Regions from separate parts of the Homo sapiens genome. Here region 2 is linked to region 1. Evidence: read pairs that join two places in POLR2A ChIA-PET (ENCODE). Cell type or tissue: PC-9. All regions are shown on one strand. Links, peaks and the distances in the headings refer to the core of each region. The heading gives the core; the rest is flanking DNA. Region 1 overlaps MMACHC (metabolism of cobalamin associated C). Region 2 has its middle 7.9 kb from the start of NSUN4.

Region 1 (8,280 bases), core at 1-8,000:
TTTGCCATCCGAGGGGTAGTGCTGCTGCCAGGGATAGAGGTGCCAGATCTGCCACCCAGAAAACCTCATGACTGTGTACCTACAAGAGCTGACCGTATCGCCCTACTCGAAGGCTTCAATTTCCACTGGCGTGATTGGACTTACCGGGATGCTGTGACACCCCAGGAGCGCTACTCAGAAGAGCAGAAGGCCTACTTCTCCACTCCACCTGCCCAACGATTGGCCCTATTGGGCTTGGCTCAGCCCTCAGAGAAGCCTAGTTCTCCCTCCCCGGACCTTCCCTTTACCACACCCGCCCCCAAGAAGCCTGGGAATCCCAGCAGAGCCCGGAGCTGGCTCAGCCCCAGGGTCTCACCACCTGCATCCCCTGGCCCTTGATTTTCTCCCATGTGGACCCTGATTTATGGTGGTACTTGCTAGGACTTAATTGGCTTTGGCAAAGCAAAAGGTTTTGAGTACAAGATTACTATTTTTGATAATATAGTAGAGATCTTCCATGAAGATAACAAGGCTCAAGGAAGTTAGGTTTGGCCAAGATAAAGGCCAGGGAACCAGAATTCCCATCTGCCTTCAAATGAGTTTTTTTTTTTTTTTTAGACAGAGTCTTACTCTGTCACCTAGGCTGGAGTGCAGTGGCACAGTCTCTACTCACTGCAACCTCTGCCTCCTGGGTTCAAGCAATTATCTGCCTCAGCCTCCTGAGTAGCTGGGATGACAGGTGCCTGCCACTACACCTGGCTAATTTTTTGTATTTTTAGTAGAGATGGGGTTTCATCATATTGGCCAGGCTGGTCTTTAACTCCTGACCTCGTGATCCACCCATCTTGGCCTCCCAAAGTCCTGGGATTACAGGAATGAGCCACCGCACCCAGCCAAGACTCTATCTGTTCCCATTTCTAAGCAGTTCCCCAAGATGTTGTTACAGGGCCTAAGGGGCAAATATCCTCTAAAGAGTACCTACCAGCAGGGTGTGGTGGCTCCCGCCTGTAATCCCAGCACTCTGGGAGGCCGAGGCAGGTGGATCATGAGGTCGAGTTTGAGACCAGCCTGGCCAATACAGTGAAACCCCGTCTCTACTAAAAATGCAAAGTTAGCCGGGCATGGTAGCGCAGGCCTGTAGTCCCAGCTACTCAGGAGGCTGAGGCAGTAGAATCATTTGAACCAGGGAGGCAGAGATTGCAGTGAGCCGAGATTGCATGGCTGCACTCTAGCCTGGGTGACAGTGTGAGACTCTGTCTCAAAAAAAAAAAAAAAAGTACCTACCTCAGGTAGGGACTGAATAAACACGTGTAAGGCACTTTGGAAAAATACCTGGCATATATAGTAAGCAGTATGTTGGCCATTACCAAAGGCCCTGGGAATTCTGTACTGCTGCTCATGGGTGTAGTCGGTTCTAGAGGGGTGGGCAGGTGGGAGTAGCTGAGGAAGACAAGTGGCTGGAATGGTATCACATGATACACAGAAGTATCCTCAGTTCTGAATCTACCTTGGCCTCAAGGGCCCAGGAGAATAACTTTTCCCAGCTGACAGCCTCTCTGAGGACAATGACATATGAATGAGGATCAAAACGAGCTTTGGCCAGGCACTGTGGCGCTCACCTGTAATCCCACCATTTTGGGAGGCTGAGGCGGAGGACCGCCTGAGGCAAGGAATTCAGAACCACTCTGGGCAACATAATGACACTAAAAAAGACTATCTCTAATCAAGGCTAGAACCAAGGGAAGGCTAAGAATTGCCCAGTACTGTGCAACTACGAAAGCCCTACCCAAGGCCACCAGCCTTGTCTTCCTCTTTCCTCTGTCAGTTCAAAAAGAACAGAAACCTCCAGCTCTTTTACATAGCAGGTACCAGGCATTTATCAGAAGAGGCCAAGCTTCTGGTTCCCATGCAGCCCTTTGAATAGTGTGTCTAAACAAAAATAGGTGTCCAAGTAGTCACACTGAGACTTTAACTGGTAACCCAGCCTGTGGCGTCAGTCGCAGTGCTCTGGCCAACACTATAGCAGGGCTTATTCTTCTCCCTCATGTGTAGTGAAACAAAATGTAACACCTTGGGTTCATTCAGTTCCATTCCCTATATCTACCTGTGTCAATATAATTCCCTGATTTGGAGGCAGCTCTCCTCATTTTCCCCAAAACAGGGAAAGCAAGGAGTAAATTCCTCTTAAAATCAAAAGCTAATAATATGCTTCCTAAAATAAAGACTCATCAAGGTCTCAGTTCAAGTTTAATACAAACTACAAAAGATTAATGGGTTGCTCTACTAATACATCATACAAACCAGTAGCCTGCCCACAACGCCAACTCAGGCCATTCCTACCAAAGGAAGAAAGGCTGGTCTCTCCACCCCCTGTAGGAAAGGCCTGCCTTGTAAGACACCACAATTCGGCTGAATCTGAAGTCTTGTGTTTTACTAATGGAAAAAAAAAATACAGAAGAGGTTTTGTTCTCATGGCTGCCCACCGCAGCCTGGCACTAAAACAGCCCAGCGCTCACTTCTGCTTGGAGAAATATTCTTTGCTCTTTTGGACATCAGGCTTGATGGTATCACTGCCAGGTTTCCAGCCAGCTGGGCACACTGCAAGAGAAAGGCACCACTAATTAATAACCTTCTCAATGGTATGCACCACCATTCTCCTATGGACAAAACCAGTTCTGCACCTGAACACTCAGATACCAGGAAACCTACCCCTGCAATCAGTCTTAGATCATTCACCCTTTTAGTATGAGCTAACCATTTTACAAACATATAATCATCACCACAGCCTTAAGATACTATCATGCCTAATTTATTCATGTAGCACTTGAAATTTAAATTTTCCACAAAAAAAGGCAAAGTTTAAATAATTTGCCAACACTCTCTAATCCTTAAGGGGAAAAAAAAGCTAAATAAACGACACACATAGGACTATGTAAACCCTTAACACTAAACTGTTTCTGACAGCCCTTCAGAGCTCTGAAGACAGCAAACTCAGTCTGCCTTCTCAGCATTCTTCTAACTCTACCAAACTGGATAGCCTGAACCTTATAAAGGATCAAGAACTTAACAGAAGCCCCCGCTTGTTTCATTAAGTAACTGCCATCTACCCCTTGGTAAGCAAAAGGCAGAGTTTGAAATTTTTCATAGATTTATACAGAAAGCACAGCCTTCAACCTTTTCCTGACAATGCCTAAGAATGTGCCTCAGGCTAGCCTGAAGAAAATGAGGCAAGGGGACTAATCTCTTATTTTTCTTTTTTTTTTTTTTTTTTTTTTTTTTTGAGATGGAGTCTCCCTCTGTTGCCCAGGCTGGAGTACGGTGGCGCAATCTCCACCTCCGTCTCACTGCAACCTCGGTCTCCCGGGTTCAAGCGATTCTCCTGCATCAGCCTCCCAAATAGCTAGGATTACAGGCGCCCACCACCACACCTGGCTAATTTTTGAGACAGTCTCACATTGTCGCCCAGGCTGGAGTGCAGTGGCGCGATCTCAGCTCACTGCAAGCTCCACCTCCGGGGTTCATGCCATTCTCCTGCCTCAGCCTCCCGAGTAGCTGGGACTATACAAAAATAGTGGGGCGTGGTGGTGGACCCCTGTAGTCCTAGCTACTCAGGAGGCTGAGGCAAGAGAATCACTTGAACCCAGGAGGTGGAGGCTGCAGTGAGCTGAGATCACACCACTGCACTCCAGTCTGGGCGACAAAACAAGACTCTGTCTCAAAAAAAAAAAGTGTTTGGCATTCATTGGCTCTTAAATGGTACCTATTTAAGAGGCTGTACATGTTCCAGTGGGATGGGAAGCAGCAGAGACCAACAGAGTCTGAAGAAGCAAGCTTCTGAGTTATGAAAGCCTGGGTTCAGGAGACTAACCTATATGTAGGTTCCTAGGAAAGTCCAGTTAAAGGGCCTACTTTGCCACTGCTGCCTCCTTCTTAATGCTGAACCTCATCTCCCACAAGGGGGCAGTCTCAGCAGGTGTCAGCTGAGCCATGTGTCATCTGTCCAGGCTAACTGCCCACACATCCTTCTGCAAAGGGTACCTCTTGGTTATCAGTGCTCACTGATCCCTATATAATCAGACTCTAATCCCTGTAAAAAGATTACTTGGTGCTAGCCAAGCTAGCACCTTTGGGTCTTCCCAAACATACACCACTAATCCAGACTCTAATAACTTCATTTCCTTTAAATTACAAGATCAGAGCTGAAATAGGCCTTAGAAAGCTAGTCTGGGCTGGGCGCAATGGCTCAGGGGAGGCGGAGGTTGCAGTGAGCCAAGACTGCGCCACTGCACTCCAGCCTGGGCAACAGAGCAAGACTCCATCTTGCAAAAAATAAATAAATAAATAAAAATATGAACTATATGGATTAACCTCTTCTCTCAATAAAGTTATTTAAAAAATGGCATGCTTTATCTCTAGAGGTGATTCCCAACCATTTTGTTTTGCCCTAATACATCTGTGAGATCATCCTACATTCAGTAAGTTAGATCTTTGGGAGTGACTGATTCTAAATGAGCAGGACAGAAGAGAGGAGTATGTATACTTTGAATAAAAAGCCTTTATATTCTCCTTCCCAAGCTTTTCCATTACCCTCACCCTCACAACACACTGTAATCCAGGGGCTTCAATTTATGAAGAGAGATACCCATTTTCTTATTTGGTAGCTTCTGTTCCTACTATCTTTCCCATTCTACCACTGTGGGGAAAAGAGAGATCAGATTGTTACTGTCTCTGTGTAGAAAGAAGTAGACAGAGGAGACTCCATTTTGTTCTGTACTAAGAAAAATTCTTCTGCCTTGAGATGCTGTTAATCTGTAACCTTATCCCCAACCCTGTGCTCCCTGAAACATGTGCTGTGTCAACTCAGGGTTAAATGGATTAAGGGCTGTGCAAGATATGCTTTGTTAAAACAAATGCTTGAAGGCAGCATGCTCGTTTTAAGAGTCATCACCACTCCCTAATCTCAAGTATCCGGGGACACAAACACTGCGGAAGGCCACAGGGACCTCTGCCTAGGAAACCCAGGTATTGTCCAAGGTTTCTCCCCATGTGATAGTCTGAAATATGGCCTCGTGGGAAGGGAAAGACCTGACCGGGGTCCCCCAGCCTGACACCCTGTGCTAAGGAGGATTAGTAAAAGAGGAAGGAACGCCTCTTTGCAGTTGAGACAAGAGGAAGGCATCTGTCTCCAGCCAGTCCCTGGGCAATGGAATGTCTCAGTGTAAAACCCAATTGTATGTTCCATCTACTGAGACAGGGGAAAACCGCCTCAGGGGTGGAGGTGGGACATGCGGGCAGCAATACTGCTCTTTAAGGCATTGAGATGTTTATGTGTATGCACATCTAAAGCACAGCACTTAATTCTTTACCTTGTTCATGATGCAGAGACCTTTGTTCACGTGTTTATCTGCTGACCTTCTCTCCACTATTATCCTATGACCCTGCCACATCCCCCTCTCCGAGAAACACCCAAGAATGATCAATAAATACTAAGGGAACTCAGAGGCCGGCGGGATCCTCTGTATGCTGAACACTGGTCCCCTGGGCCCCCTTATTTCTTTCTCTATACTTTGTCTACGTGTCTTTTTCCAAGTCTCTCATTCCACCTAACGAGAAACACCCACAGGTGTGAAGGGGCAACCCACCCCTTCATACCACCACTCTGTTGTCCTGTTATCAGACAGATGGCTTACCTTCCCCATGTTTGTCAGTGAACTGGAAGGCCTGAACTAGTCTCAAAGTCTCATCCACAGAGCGGCCAACAGGGAGGTCATTTACAGTGATCTGCCGAAGAATACCCTTATCATCAATGATAAAAAGGCCCCTGGGAAAAGAGATGAAAGGAAAAGCAATACAGGTTTAGAGATGTGCTTTGTTAGAATACAGAGGCTTGAAGCCTGAAGGAAATGGACTGGTCTCCACACTCCTACTGGCCTGGCCTTAGTGAGGAGGCCCCTGCATAAAGGAATGAAATGACAAGGAGTCTCTACAGATCAGGGCTCTAGATCTCTCCAAATAAAAGGCTTTCAGCCAACTGGATACTTGTCCTGATGACATACCTGAACGAGATGCCTTCATCAGCCTTTAAGACCCCATAATCCTGAGCAATGGTGCGCTTCGGGTCTGATACCAAAGGAATGTTCATGGGTCCCAGTCCTCCTTGTTTCTTAGGTGTATTGACCCTATGGCAAAAGGCAAACATACAGTTACATTCAAACTCTTGACTTGACTGTACGCATTCCTCTTTCCCCTTTCCCATATTCCTAATCTAACTTTCCAAAAAGACTGTTTTTTTTCCGTTTTCCAGCAATAAAGTGAATGCTGAGAACAGTTAAGGTAGGTCACTAGGGTACACTCAACTGCAATTGAAGCTGCTTCTTCTCTGCTGCCAGGTCATGAGAGCAATAAGAGAAAGTCAGACTTTGCACTCCCTTCAATGAGAAGGCAATACTTGAAAGTCTATTGCCAAAGCTTCCCAGTTGCTGTTTTAAAAGTTCACATGCCAGCCAGGTGCAGTGGCTCACACCTGTAATCCCAGCACTTTGGGAGGCTGAGGTGGGCAGATCACGAGGTCAGGAGATCAAGAACATCCTGACTAACACGGTGAAACACCGTCTCTACTGAAAATACAAAAAATTAGCCAGGTATGGTGGCAGGCGCCTGTAGTCCCAGCTACTCAGGAGGCTGAGGCAGGAGAATGGCGTGAAACTGGGAGGCAGAGCTTGAAGTGAGCGGAGATCACACCACTGCACTCCAGCCTGGGCGACAAAGCAAGACTCCATCTCAAAAAAAAAAAAAAAAAAAAAAAAGTTCACATGCCAAATAGACCAAGAGATTTACCATGCTAGATGACAGAAGTGAGAATCCACAGAAGCACCAATCACTTGGCAGTTGAGTTTCTTAAATTCTTCTGCCCTATCACTGAAAGCAATGATCTCCGTGGGGCACACAAAGGTGAAGTCAAGAGGGTAAAAGAAGAACACAACATATTTTCCTGGGGGGAAAATCGGAGTCATGGTTAGCATTTGACACAGACTTCCTTGCTTTATATTTTCCTATACAAAAAGAAGCAAGTTGATGGCTGACACAATAACCACTAACTGCCAAGATGCTCAATACAGATGTCTCCTAGAAGCTACTTTTAGAACCTGGTGCATTAGGAATACCTGAATGAAAAAAACTTCCAATCCCATACTTTATTCTCCTGCCTCCATGTCATAGCTACCAATACAGAGTAAACACTGTTCAGTCTAATTTTGATCTTTTCTGAGTGGCTAAAATTAACATAAACACCAAGTTCTCCAAAGATAGCAAAAGCAAGGATGCACTTATAAGCATGGCCTAATGCCAATGCTTAACAATACCCAGAGAAAGCTGAATTGCAGTACTCCTCTGCTGTAGAGATAAGACACCAATAAGAAGTCACAGCCTTTGCACTTCTCCCGTGATGAACCATAGTAATGGAACAAGCATGGTTTAAGTGATCACATGTGTTCCTAACGTGCCTGACAGGACAGGAAAAATTTTAAGCCAGGCACAGTGGTGCGTGTCTGTAGTCCCAGCTACTTGGGAGGCTGAGGTGGGAGGATCCCTTGACCCCAGGAGTTTGAGGCCAGCCTGGGCAACACAGCAAGACTGTCTCAAAACAACAGAAATATATATATACATATACACAGAGAGAGAGAGAGAAAGAGGGAGACAGAGAGAGACAGAAAAGACAAAAGTACTAGTGAGTAACAGAACTTCTAGCTGCAATTTTAATGAAGTCACTGGGATTAACCACTGAAATAACAGATCTTCAAACTGGCCAGGCAGCCTTCTCGCCACACCCACCAGGCTTAAATACTAGAACAATTCCAAATATTCACTCATTTCCAGGTAGCAGCAATGTTTGAAAAGTCAAACAGGCTGGGTGTGGTGGCATGGTGGCTGACGTCTGTAATCCCAGCAGTTTGGGAGGCAGTTTGGGAGGCCGAGGCGGGTGGATCACCTGAGGTCAGGAGTTCAAGACCAGGCTGACCAACATGGTAAAACATGTCTCTACTAAAAATACAAAAATTAGCTGGGTGTGACAGCGGGGGCCTGAAATCTCAGCTACTGGGGAGGCTGAGCCAGGAGAATCACTTGAACCGGGGAGATGGAGGTCGCAGTGACCTGAGATCATGCCACTGCACTACAGCCTGTGCGACAAGATCAAAATTCCACCTCAAAAAAAAAAAAAAAAAGCCAAACAAGCAGCCCTTTTTGACATTTACCACTTTGCAGTATCACTGGAAACTAACTCATCTAAACAACCCTTCCAGC
Region 2 (8,328 bases), core at 6-8,005, 820 kb after region 1:
TTTTTTTAACTCATGTAAAGCTCATTGTAATAGATGTAGTTTTTCTAATCTACATTTTTATTGACTGTCATCTATCAAAATATTGACTTAAATCCTGTAACTATTTGATTTCAAGCTTTAAATTGATCTGGTATTCCTTGCGGGGCTCCAGTTGCATCTAAATAGATGTGAGAGTTGAAAGACCTATAAGGAGCTTCTCTCGCTTTATGATGTCTTATTTTTTTTTTTTCCTCTGGTTGATGAAATGCCAGGGTAAAAGGGATAGCCAAATGGACTAAAGCACAAGTGCCACTCTAGTTATTCAGCAGAGTGCCCAGTAAAGGTCCACCACAATACCACCATACATCCACTCGGGGATGAACAGAGGCTGACTGATTGATAAGCTCTTGAAAATTCTTAAGCTCACTGCATCCCTTCAGGTCTCCAAGGAATGCTAAATCTCCTCCCTGCCATGAGAGACAAGAAGTGAACTTAGTGTTGGGAGACATAAGTTGGATGGCCCTCCGGGGCTGACCCGCAGGGACTTCAGGATATAGCAGAGAGAGCTTGGCATGACTTATCACTCCAGGCTGTAGAATCCTGGAAAAGAGCTACCATGCAGCCCACGCCTGGTCGACTGGAGGACCACCTTAGTGGAAGGGGGACAATCAGGGCCTCTGGCCTGCCACGTGCACAAGCATAACAATTGCTTTTGTTTAACGTGCAGATGGAATATATGATCCATTTCAACCAGGCATTTGCATCTTGGTATGCCGTCTTAATTGCCAAAGTTTGTTTTAAGTCTTTAACTTGTATGGTCCTCTAGTAAAATGAATGTTTCCTTTAGCACCTATTTTTATTAGTTTTTAGACCAAAGAAAGCTAAACATTATTTTATATTTAATAATGTTTCTTGTATGATTTTTATACCAGATAAGTTAAATTTTACCTTTATATTAGTGTGTTGTTAATGTTAAACTTAATTTTAATAAAACCTTGTAGACATATTTATCCAATTTTTTATGTTTGACCAATTTTTTATGCTTGAAGGCGGCATGCTCATTAAGAGTCATCACCACTCCCTAATCTCAAGTACCCAGGGACACAAACACTGCAGAAGGCCTCAGGGACCTCTGCCTAGGAAAGCCAGGTATTGTCCAAGGTTTCTCCCCATGTGATAGTCTGAAATATGGCCTCGTGGGAAGGGAAAGACCTGACCATCCCCCAGCCCGACACCCGTAAAGGTTCTGTGCTGAGGAGAATTAGTAAAAGAGGAAGGAATGCCTCTTTGCAGTTGAGACAAGAGGAAGGCATCTATCTCCTGCGCGTCCCTGGGCAATGGAATGTCTCAGTGTAAAACCCAATTGTATATTCCATCTACTGAGATAGGGGAAAACCGCCTCAGGGGTGGAGGTGGGACATGCGGTGGGCAATACTGCTCTTTAAGGCATTGAGATGTTTATGTGTATGCATATCTAAAGCACAGCACTTAATTCTTTACCTTGTTCATGATGCAGAGAGCTTTGTTCACGTGTTTACCTGCTGACCTTCTCTCCACTATTATCCTATGACCCTGCCACATCCCCCTCTCTGAGAGAGAAACACCCAATAATGATCAATAAATACTAAGGGAACTTAGAGTCCGGCGGGATCCTCCGTATGCTGAACGCTGGTCCCCTGGGCCCCCTTATTTCTTTCTCTATACTTTGTCTCCATGTCTTTTTCTTTTCCAAGTCTCTCGTTCCACCTAACAAGAAACACCCAAAGGTGTGGAGGGGCAACCCACCCCTTCATTTTTTGTTTACAACTTTTGGAGACAATTTTTCAACATGTCTCAACTTTCTGACTTATTACAAACTTTTTTTCTTTAAACAAACAGTTAATTTATTTCAGGACAAGAATTTACCATATAACACTCTTTTTACATAAATTTTGCCTGCCCCCCTTTTTTTTTCTTTTTTTGAAGATAACCATTCCTTATGTCTTTGGACTAGACTGTCCAAGGCCACAAGATTAGAAGTTACCATAATACATGTTACACTGTTAACTTTTAGCAAACGTCACTTTTGTTGAAAACCTTGTAAGTTTGGGATTTCAATTATCCTTTGCTATTAATAAGACCTTGTTTAGTCTAAATTAACTTAGAATTGGTATAGATGGCCTCTTTTTCTCTCTGCTGGTCTTTCCTTGCCTCTGCCAGCCATTTATGCCGCTATTCTTTTTTTTGAGATGGAGTCTTGCTCTGTCGCCCGGGCTAGAGTGCAGTGGTGCGATCTCAGCTCACTGCAAGCTCCGCCTCCTAGGTTCATGCCATTCTCCTGCCTCAGCCTCCCCAGCAGCTGGGACTACAGGTGCCTGCCACCACGCCCAGCTAATTTTTTTTTTTTGTATTTTTAGTAGAGACGGGGTTTCACCGTGTTAGCCAGGATGGTCTCGATCTCCTGACCTTGTGATCCGCCCGCCTCGGCCTCCCAAAGTGCTGGGATTACAGGTTTGAGCCACCGTGCCCGGCCATTATGCTGCTATTCTCTTGACTGCTGTGGGGGGGAAGGGGGTCTAAAACCAGCTGTAACTGTCTATGTACAGAAACTGGTCTGGGTGCCTTGGCTTACAGGTGGCCTTCTGTCATACCTTTGAAACAACGGACCTGTCCAGGCCAACCCACCTCTAATGCTGTCCAGTCTATTTCACACAAAGTTTTAAGTTTTCCTGGTGCCACAGTAACACCGTAATCTCCCTTAAATTCTCTCTTGAAATTCTCTTTTTAACATAGTTCCTAGTGGGGTGGGCTTATTTGCCTGACCCATGCTGCTTTTTTTTTTTGATACAAAATACCATGCTCACATCACACACACTCACCACAAGACAAAGAACAGGTAAAAAGGGCACACATACACTTTTACCGTTTATACCAAACCAAAATCACGAAATTCAAAATCCGAGTACCAAAAAATCCAAGACAAGTCAAAACCAAAACCAAAGTATCCAGCAATTCAAGTCAAGTTAAAACCAGAACAAAAGTGCCAATGCAGACCCGCCATGGGTGATCAGGCCATGCTTCCACTCAGATGGAGTGGGGCAAGTTCCAAAGACTAGTCTTACCAAGTTTCAGATGTCCGGACTCCAAGTGCCAGTTCCTTCCTGGTGTTCAGCCACTGTGTTAATCCTCTGTGGGGGCCTGCTACATGCTGCTCTGGCGACGCGTTCCACTGGGGCAATTGCCTACCCGGGAGCACTCTTTGGATCGCGTCACTCAAGCTGTCTGGAGTCCCCCACAGGGACGCTCCACAGGGCAGGTTTAAGCCGGCCGTCAGTCACCTCGCTTCCCGGTCAGGGAACCAAGAAATGTAGCAGGACAAGCCGCAGACAAAAACCTCTCAGACACCGAGTTGTAGAAGGAAGGGCTTTATTCATCTGGGAGCATCGGCAAGCTACTGCCTTAAAATCCGAACTCCCCGAGTGAGCAATTCCTGTCCCTTTTAAGGGCTCACAACTCTAAGGATTTCACATGAAAGGGTCGTGATTGATTTGAGCAAGCAAGGAGTACGTGACAGGGGCTGCATGCACCGGTGCTCAGAGAGAAACAGAACAGGGCAGGGAGTTTCACAGTGTTCTTCTATACAATGTCTGGAATCTATGAATAACATCGGTTTTTAAGTTATGAGTTGATTTTTAACTACTGGGTTTAGGTCAGGCAGGCCAGGGCCTGGTTTCGGGCCTGGCGCCGGGCTGCCTGTCTTTGGTTTTACTTCCTTGTTTTTTTTTTTTTTTCTTAAAACAGGTACTGAGTATAAAACAATATAAAACCATATGAGAAGTTCTCTCTCTTCCCTCAAACTCTTATAAGACTTAAAGTTGTGGCCGGGCACGGTGGCTCATGCCTGTAATCCCAGCACTTTGGGAGGCCGAGACGGGCGGATCACGAGGTCAGGAGATTGAGACTATCCCGGCTAACACAGTGAAACCCCGTCTCTACTAAAAATACAAAAAATTAGCTGGGCGTGTTGGCGGGCGCCTGTAGTCCCAGCTACTCGGGAGGCTGAGGCAGGAGAATGGCGTGAACCCGGGAGGCGGAGCTTGCAGTGAGCTGAGATCGCGCCACTGCACTCCAGCCTGGGGGACAGAGCGAGACTCCGTCTCAAAAAAAAAAAAAGTTGTTATTTCACAAACACAAAACTAAATAATATTACAAGGCTGAGTATGTGCAGTATTAAACTATATTTGTTATTCTCACCTGGTTTTTACCTTTCCTAAGACTTTTAAATAGCGATTCTATTATTACTAATTTTTGGCCCTTGCTTGTTTAACCTCCTAGTAACATTTGTGTCTTCTAGACTACAATAATTCCACATGAAAACAATGCTGGCACAAGACTTCTAACCCATCCCATCTTCTGACTTAGAAAATAAAAACAAGCAGCTATTAGACCCATCAGATTAGGTATCCAGAGATTGTCACTCCTCCAATGCTAGGCAGGGCCTATGACCATAAAATTAGCAGAAAACAGCTACAGAAGATGGCCCTCTTCCCTTCTGCAGCCCATTTAAGGTCTTTTTAAAGAGAGAGTCTCACTCTGTCCCCCAGGCTGGAGCGCAGTGGTGCTATCTTGGCCCACTGCAACCTCCTCCCGAGTTCAAATGATTCTCCTGCCTCAGCCTCCTGAGTAGCCTGGACCACAGGCCTGTGCCCCACGCCCAGCTAATTTTTGTATTTTTAATACAGATGGGGTTTCATTATGATGGCCAGGCTGGTCTCGAACCCCCGGCCTCAAGTGATCTACCTGCTTTGGCCTCCCAAAGTGCTGGGATTACAGGCCTAAGCCACCACACCTGGCCGCCCCTTTAAGATTAAGGAGGAGTATCTAATCTCTGAGGGGGAATGAAGTAGGGGACTGGCAGGAATTATTTCCAGCTCCCAAGGTGCCGCTTAGATAAAATGAAGAAACCGGCAGGAACCAGCAGATGGCAACAAAAACCATCCCTAGCTACCCTCACTGGTCATTAGCATAAGATACTTCCTCTGGGGCATATTTACAGATGCTATGGCAATGACCAGGAAGTTACTGCCCCTTTCCTAGAAAGTTAGGAATAACCTGCCCCTCAATTTGCATTAGCCTGCTTCTTAATTTGCATCTAATTAAAAGTGGGTGTAAGTGGCTATAAATACAGTTGCTAACAGGACAAGAGCGGCTCTGGGCACACTGCCTATGAGTTGTCTCTACTCTACAAGGAGTAGCTCCAGTTCAATAAAAATTGCTGTTTGACCACTCATGGTGGCTGATGCCTCCAATAACAGCACTTGGGGAGGCTGAGGCAGGAAGATTGCTTGAGCTCAGGAGCTTGAGACCAGCCTGGGCAACATAATGAGATCTTGTCTCTACAAAAAATACAAAAATTAGCTGGTCATGGTGGTGGGCACCTGTGGTCCCAGCTACTTGGGTAGCTGAGGTGGGAAGCTTGTTTGAGCCCAGTAGGTTGAGACTGCAGTGAATTGGGATTGCACCACTGCACTCTAGCCTGGGTGGCAGAGTGAGACCCTGACTCAAAAAAAAATTGCTGTTTAACACCACCGGCTCACCCTTAAATTCTTTCCTGGGCAAAGCCAAGATCCTTCCCAGACTAAGCCCCAGTTTTGGGGCTCGCCTGCCTGTCTGCATCTAAACCACAGCCCTGCACAAAAACCATCACAACCTTACACAAAATACTACTGTGAAAACATCTGCCCAGTAACTGCCTGTCCAACCTTGGACTGATGCTTGTTATTGACTAACCCTTGTTACTAATTCTTGTAGCAAGGGATAATTGTTCCAAAACAACTTACTATGTGTAACGATTCTCACTTTTCCTTTAACCCCCGCCCCCCCTGCTTTTTTTTTCAGGTCAGGCATAGTGGTTCATGCCTGTAATCCCAACTCTTTGAGTGGCCAAGGCAGGCGGTCCCTTGAGCCCAGGAGTTTGAGACCAGCCTGGGTAAAATGGTGAAACCTCATCTCTACAAAAAATATGAAAATTAGCCAGGTGTGGTGGCTTGTGCCAGTAGTAGTCCCAGCTACTTGGGAGGCTGAGGCAGGAGGATTGATTGAGCCTGGGAGGTTGAGGCTGCAGTGAGCCATGACTGTGCAACTGCGCTCCAGCCTGGGCAACACAATGAGACCCTGTCTCAAAAAAAATTAAAAAACAAAAAACAACTCTTGTTTTCCTTTACCTCCTCATATGCCCGTAGGTTAATATGGTACCATATTCCACATTGCAATGCTTACTCCTGAATTAATTGATTATATTTGGATAATCTCTTTTATTTAGTTTGACAACAGAACTAAGGTAGAAAGAAATCAACTATAAATATAAGAGTGGAAATCAATTACATATAAAAGAAACGGAGGAAAACAACAAAACCGAAAGCTAGTCCTTTGAAAAGTTCAATAAAATATATAAACATCTCATTAGCCTGATAAGGTACAAAAGAGGGAAGACACAAATTGCCAATATCAGTAATAGGGGACATCACTAAGGATCCTATAAACCAAAGGTCAGCAAGCTTTTTCTGTAAAGATTCAGGGAGCATGTTTGGCTTTGTGGGCCACACATGATCTGTGGAGCAACTACTTAACTCTATTGCAGTGGTAAAGGAGCCATAAAAATTATGTATTTATATTTCAAAAACAGGCTGCAGGATGAATTTGGCTTGTGGCTGTAGTTTGCCGCCCCATACTATAGACATTAAAAGGATAATAATGGAATATTCTGAAACACTTTATATGAAGACAATCAATACCTTAGATGAAATGGACACATTCTTTAAAAGACTAAAATTGTTGGGGCTGGGCTTGGTGGCTCATGCCTGTAATTCCAGCACTTTGGGAGGCTGAGGCAGGGGGATCACCTGAGGTTGAAAGTTAGAGACCAGCCTGGGCAATATGGTGAAACCCCGTCTCTACTAAAAATACAAAAATTAGCCGGGTATGGTGGTGCGTACCTGTAATCCCAGCTACTCAGGAGGCTGAGGCACAAGAATCTCGAACCTGGGAGGTGTAGGTTGCAGTGAGCTGAGATTGCACCACTGCACTCCAGCCTGGGTGACAGAGTAAGACTCTGTCTCAAAAAAAGAAAAAAAAAAGATTCAAATTGTCAAAACCAATGCAAGAAGAATTAGAAAGTTCAAATAGCTCTATATTAGGGTTTCTCAACCTCAGCACTGTTGATATTTAGGTTGGATAATTGTTGTGGGGAAGGGCTGTCCTGTGTATTGCAGGGTACTGAGCAGTATCCCTGGCCTCTACTGACTAGATGCCAGAATGACCACCCAGTTGTAACAACCCCAAATGTCTCCAGATGTTACCACATGTCCCCCAAGGGAGGGATAAAATCACCACTGCCCTATATCATTAAAGCAATTGAGCCAGGCACGGTGGCTCATGCCTGTAATCCCAGCACTTTGGGAGGCTGGGGCAGGCAGATCACCTGAGGTCAGGAGTTTGAGACCAGCCTGACCAATATGGAGAAAACCTCGTCTCTACTCAAAATACAAAATTAGCCGGATGTGGTGGCACATGCCCGTAATCCCAGCTGCTCGGGAGGCTGAGGCAGGAGAATTGCTTGAACCTGGGAGGCGGAGGTTGTGATGAGCCAAGATGTGCCATTGCACTCCAGCCTGGGCAACAAGAAGGAAACTCCGTCACAAAAAAAAAAAAAAAAAAAAGGCCAGGCGCAGTGGCTCATGCCTGTAATCCCAGCACTTTGGGAGGCCGAGGCAGGCGGATCACCTGAGGTCAGGAGATCAACACCATCCTGGCTAACATGGTGAAACCCTGTCTCTACTAAAAAATATAAAAAATTAGCCAGGCGTGGTGGTGGGCACCTGTAGTCCCAGCTACTTGGGAGGCTGAGGCAGGAGAATGGTGTGAACCCAGGAGGTGGAGCTTGCAGCGAGCCGAGATGGCACCACTGCACTCCAGCCTGGGCGACAGAGCGAGACTCCTCAAAAAAAGAAAAAAAAAAAAGAAATTGAGAAGTTGGTTAATAGGTACAAAAATATGGTTAGAGAGAAGGAATAAATTCTAGTATTTGATAGTAAAGTAGGGAAATTATAATTATAAATAATTTAGTGTATATTTTAAAATATCTAGAAGAATTATAATGATCCCAACACAAAGATAAATGTTTGTGTTTGAGGTGATGGATATCCCAATCCCTTCATAATTGATCATTATACATCATATACATGTATCAAAATATCACATGTACTCCCAAAATATGTACAATTATTATATATCAATAAAAATCACCAGCCTGACTTTGGGAGGCCGAGGCGGGCGGATCACGAGGTCAGGAGATCGAGACCATCCTGGCTA

Evidence for each region. Peaks named below come from ENCODE experiments on the same cell type or tissue, not always from the same donor. Only the 100,000 strongest peaks of a DNase experiment are listed, where the experiment ranks them.
Region 2: POLR2A ChIA-PET joins it to region 1 with 10 read pairs; 4 of 35 experiments call an interaction of 5 or more read pairs at or near these places.

Annotation. Positions count from the first base shown.
Region 1 is chr1:45,508,838-45,517,117 of GRCh38, forward strand. MMACHC (metabolism of cobalamin associated C) reads left to right here. Exons shown (of 4, transcript NM_015506.3): 4 at 1-4,545. The coding sequence ends at 378. PRDX1 (peroxiredoxin 1) reads right to left here. Exons shown (of 6, transcript NM_181697.3): 3 at 6,817-6,970; 4 at 6,036-6,158; 5 at 5,670-5,800; 6 at 2,214-2,577. The coding sequence ends at 2,492. Among named protein-coding and RNA genes, the nearest start is that of PRDX1, 8.9 kb to the right of the region's middle. RefSeq lists an enhancer at 128-217. In PC-9, for the core only: CTCF peaks have their summits at 3,910 (motif pointing right) and 4,110; DNase peaks (open chromatin) are centred at 3,944 and 7,814; H3K27ac peaks cover 2,863 bases.
Region 2 is chr1:46,328,745-46,337,072 of GRCh38, forward strand. No RefSeq gene overlaps it. Among named protein-coding and RNA genes, the nearest start is that of NSUN4, 7.9 kb to the right of the region's middle. RefSeq lists enhancers at 13-741, 742-1,471, 1,472-2,200, 2,931-3,660 and a silencer at 5,196-5,245. In PC-9, for the core only: CTCF peaks have their summits at 4,940 (motif pointing right) and 5,139; a DNase peak (open chromatin) is centred at 4,987.